2 separate regions of the Homo sapiens genome follow, and region 2 is linked to region 1. The links are chromatin loops, found by intact Hi-C in ENCODE. Cell type or tissue: ascending aorta. All regions are shown on one strand.

Region 1 (2,500 bases):
TCTTTCCTATGATGTCAAATATTCATCATGCTCTTCCACAAACCCTTTTCCCCTCAAACAAACCCAAATGCACTCCTGATGGCAAGAGAGAAATTTTGACTAAAATTCCCTGATGGAGTTTAAAGGTAGTCTTCAAGGAAATGAGTTAAGACACCACAGACAGCAAAGCCACTGTTTAAGGACGCAGAGCTTGCTCCATGAACGCCACATAGATTAAAAATGCACACACGCATGCACACTTAAATAGAAAGCATTTCTTCATCAACAATTTCACTCAAGCAATAGGCAACTATACGCGCAGGCATTCTTAAAAGACAAGACACGACAAAAGATTTAGGGAGAGATAATATACCAACGTCATACATATCACAGCGAGGCCATGTTGAAGCTCAAAACGTTTTCCCCCCTGAGTAAGAAAGCTTGTTCTTTCTCTCTCTTTCCCTGTCTCTGTCTGTGATTTTTTTTTTTTCTCGGTGGCTCTCGGGATGAAATCAAAGCGAGAGTTCGCGACAGCTCAGGTGGCTGGACTCCATTCAGCGCGTTCCCAGGAAAAACATGAGTATGACATTGACAAGCAGGAGGACTACAATCACGGCAAAAACGACTACAGTTTGCACATCCAGGGTCATGGTGCAATGCAGAACACTGTAGTGTTCCAGGTGGGGGGCCGGCAGATTGGGAGATGTCAGTCTCTGTTCTGTCAGACTGTCCATACAGCCACCATGCTAGAAAGGAGAGGAGGAAGTAGGGTGGTTAGAGAAGGGCTGGGTTTGGCGCCCGAGTTTAGTCGGGGGAGGGGAGGGGGATGGGGACGGGGTGCTTGGTTCCCCCCTTCTCAGGATTGGGCTGATCGTTTGTCCCTAGCTGAGAAATCTTAGCTTGCGCTGAAGTCGGCAGAGTCCAGCATTCTCTCTCGGGCGCCACGGGAAAGGCAAAATCCTAGCTTTCAAAGGGAAAGGCGGGGGGAACCTGTGAGTGGTTCTCCGGCGCCTGCTCAGTCTGTCCGGGCGTGCGTCCGTCCGCCTGCCTGGCTACCGGTCAGTCTCAGTCTCCCCTACTCCCTTTACTTCGCTCGTTTTCCTAAGCTTGCTCGCTCTCTTCGCTGGGCTCCCGGCTGCCAGACACTCGTTCGATCCCTGCCTTGCTGGCCCTATCCCTCTTCTCTCCCCATCCCCCGCTCAGCCCATAGGCTGCCTTTTTATTCACCGAGCGACTGCGGGCGCTTGCGTGAGGCGCGGCCAGAGCCACTGACATACCCGCCGACCAATAACAGATGCCGCAGTAGCACGTTCGCTGCCCAGGGGCGGGACTTGCGCTGGCGTGCTAGCCGCGACCGCCAATCAGAGCCTCAAGGCTCCCAAGCAAGCTCGCTCTCCCCAGACCGGCGAGAGTCACCAGCCACCAGTTCTGGTTTGGGGGTGGGGAGCTTCTTGGGGGCGGATAGAGGGGGTATATAAGGAGATGGGGAGGAAAAGGACTGGGAAAGAGGGAGGGAAGGGACCCAATAGGATGCAAGGGGAGGAGATCACGTGAAGAGGGAGAAAAAGAAGAAAAGACGAGGAGGAAGGAGAAGAGAGGGAAGATAATGAAGAAAGAGAATTGTGGGGAAAGGCAGAAAAAAGGATGGTGAGGAGAAAGAAGGAATGGGGGAAAAACGGATAGGTAGCTGTGGAGAATGCATGTGCCTAGCAGCCACTTTGTTTGGAGCCTGGGCCAAGGAGGAAGCAAAGGTGCTTTTGGCCACTGCCTAAGAATTTACAGGCAACCCACAATTAGCTATAAAAAGCCAACAAACCAGTGTTGTGGACAGAATCACAGGGACACACGACAGAATTTCCAAAATCCAATTCTATTTGGCTTTCCCTGATACCACTGCCCTTACCTGGTCAGATTTCCTTTCTTGATTATAGATTCTTCAGACTAGGACAGTTAGCTTGCAATTTTCCAGCATTCTGGGTACTATGAAGGGAAGCCAGCATAGGGTTAAACATTCGCCATGGAAAATCCTCTACAGAACTTGCAATCTGCTTCTAATCATTGCCCTGCTCTGTGACCTGGTATCTAGAGCTAAGGAGGGAAAAGCCATGGAGTGGAGACCAGAAGGTTTCAAATTTACTCTCAGCCCTACCTCAAACTTGCTGTATGACTTTTGGGCAATTCCCTTTTCCTCTCAGGGGTCTGTCTTCTGTCTCCCTCCTGTCAATGAGGACTTAGACTTATCTGAGAATTCAGTTAAACCTCAGAACACTCACCTCAGAAAAAAACAATTTCAGTGGTTCCCTGGGCCTTCAAACCAAGGATTCCCTTATACAGGAGATCTCTCAGAGCCTTTTTGCTCTTATATTATAGGATTATATGACTGAACAGATAGGTATATACCTAAGAAAAATGAAAACATGCCAACACAAAAACTTATACATGAATGCTTATAACAGCATTATTCACAATAGCCAGAAGATGGAAACAATTCAAATGTCCAACAACTGATGAATGGGTAAAC
Region 2 (2,500 bases), 170 kb after region 1:
AGCATGTCTATGTAAGGTGTTAGAATGATCCCATGTGGAGTTTGCTCTATGGGACTAGTCCCTTTGAGGCCTGCAGGCTGTATATAAGATCACTGTAAATGGGGTGAAGAGGAGGAACTGCTGTGTACGAGTTCTGGAAAGCATTAGGTACAGAGAGCCTGGGAGTGTCGGGGGGGGAGGGGAACACAAGACTTTGAGAAGAATAGGATATTTGAGTGCTTTGAGTTAATGAGTACCCCAATAAGGATATTTGCATTTTAAAAGAAGAGCTTGGGGAAGTCAAAGTCTATACCAAGGCATTGCTAATAGTTGATTTTCAGGTTTTAATGAGGAGCAGTACTGGGGGACTACAGGGTGGGGAAGAGGATAAATGTCAACACAGTCTGACTATGCATGAGGCCTGCCTAGCATATCCTGCCATAGAAACCAGGGCATAAAAGGCATCCCAATGCAAAGCATCATAGGTCTACTCCAGCCCACTTGGTCCAGCTCTGTGGGAATACTCTGTGAGATGGGCAGAGAGTGGCATTTTTCCAGAAGGATTTTAAGTGGCAGAGTCCCTGGTGATGGTTCAGCTGTGGGAGAGAAGGCCTGGAAAGAAAACCAACCAGGATCAGTTACTCAGTGGAGGTAGGAAACAGGCCAACACTTGGCCTAAAAAGTAGAGCTTCCAATTTGAAATATTAACTGGTCTAGCCCCCAAATCCAAGCAATGTTAACATGTGTCAACAATAAACACAAGCAAAGGCCCAACTACTAACAGTGTAAAAGACATCAGGCAGTGGAACAAATGTAAAGCAGGCAACTGATTTAAGGAAAAAAGTGTAATATCTAAATCATGCAGCTAGTAAATGGAATGTCTGTATGACTACAGATCTACCATGCTGCCTTTCTAGACAAAATGAAAATAGCTCCTGGGCCCCTACATTCTTCAAATTCCAGCACTCCTAAGTCACCGTGGACACAGTACAAATTTCTTCCACCTACGTCATTCATTCCTAAAAGAATTGGATGTGGGGAGGAGTTAAAAGTTTTGGTGACCCAGAGAAGGGTCTCTACACAGATGCTAACCCTACTAAGGGCAGAGACCAGCTTTCAAAGTCAGTTCATTCTTTTGAACAGCAAAAGTCACTTGGTTATACTGTAAATAGAGTTTCAGAAGGTATAAGGGACTACTAAATCTATGAATCTGAAGTAAAGGTCTCAAGGTTGCTTTTCAATCACTCCTCCTAATCCTAACTTATTTGCCTTGTTTCATAGACATATAAACTGTTAGAACTGAAAGCCCCCTTAAAAGTCGGAAAATCTAACCCTCTAAACAGATAGAAAAAAACAGCTGAGGCTCAGCAATGGAAGGGACTGGACAATTGAATTATTTTGATTTGAGATAGAAGGAATGGGAGCTACCTGTAGAGTATGGCATCAATATCTGTGATAAGATTTTTGTGATATTTGTTTCTCTCTACCTGATTTCTCCAGAATTTGTAAACTATTTGTGAGTATTCTTATGGTAATATAGTTATTTGCATAAGTGCAATAAGAATCTGTTTTCATTTGTAACAGGATACAATTGGAGAAACAGATTATTTTACCAAGCTTTGACTGGAATAGTGTGCTTTCTTTTAAGAAATCAAACTTGACTTATAGAGCCAATAAAAGCCCCTTGGGCCTGGGCATGGTGGCTCATGCCTGTAATCCTAGGACTTTGGGAGGCCAAGGTCGGTGGATTACCTGAGGTCAGCAGTTCAAGACCAGCCTGTACAAAGTGGTGAAACCCCATCTCTACCGAAAATACAAAATTAGCTGAGCATGGTGGTGCAAGCCTATAATCCCAGCTACTTGGGAGGCTGAGGCAGGAGAATCACTTGAACCTGGGAAGTGGAGGCTGCAGTGAAGTGAGACCACACCATTGCACTCCATCCTGGGCAACAAGCATGAAACTATCTCAAAAATAAAAAAAAAAAAGGCCGCTTTCGAAATCTGGCCTTATACACTGTCTACACATTCCCTGTACAGTGTTCCTGATCTGTGGTAAGTAAAGAATGTCACTATCTGACAGACCCAGGAGCCCCAAGTTATCTTGAGGACAAGAATTCACCCAACTCACTGGTATATGAGTGGTGAATTGGTATCAGCCATAGATGGTACAAATTCATGGCTGGGCTCGGCTTTTAAAAAGTCTTATCTGAGATTCCTTCTATGGAACAAAGTTCCATCAAAGCAAGTCTTTAAAGCTTATATGAAAAATAATTATTCTTGGTGTACTTTATACAAATAATCTGGCCAAGTATAATAAAGCAAATCACTCCTATCATGATTTATCTTTAGTAAACATGGAAAACTGGAGAGAGAAAAATTATGTTTCCAAAACTGTAGTAAACCTGTTGTTTGATTCTGTCCTTGTTTAATGTTTTTTTTTTCAATTTTTATTGTTTTCTACAGTTTAGATGGAATTCTAATTTTTCCTGGCTACAAGTCTCCAACATAACATTTTCAACTT

The links. Hi-C counts contacts between places; a loop is a spot of excess contacts. Peaks named below come from ENCODE experiments on the same cell type or tissue, not always from the same donor. Only the 100,000 strongest peaks of a DNase experiment are listed, where the experiment ranks them.
Region 2: a loop joins it to region 1, with 3 times the contacts of the local background. A loop is called at or near these places in 5 of 110 quality-filtered maps.

What each region holds. Positions count from the first base shown.
Region 1 is chrX:63,753,952-63,756,451 of GRCh38, forward strand. The region is part of intron 1 of ARHGEF9 (Cdc42 guanine nucleotide exchange factor 9); the gene reads right to left. It overlaps LOC128031833, which reads right to left and starts at 713. Exons shown (of 1, transcript NM_001414729.1): 1 at 534-713. The coding sequence starts at 713. The coding sequence ends at 534. RefSeq lists an enhancer at 1,058-1,352 and a silencer at 1,212-1,371. In ascending aorta, no CTCF peak of the experiment used is centred here; a DNase peak (open chromatin) is centred at 1,300; H3K4me3 peaks cover 2,008 bases; H3K27ac peaks cover 2,244 bases.
Region 2 is chrX:63,921,474-63,923,973 of GRCh38, forward strand. No RefSeq gene overlaps it. Among named protein-coding and RNA genes, the nearest start is that of MIR1468, 140 kb to the left of the region's middle. In ascending aorta, no CTCF peak of the experiment used is centred here; no DNase peak of the experiment used is centred here; H3K27ac peaks cover 2,500 bases.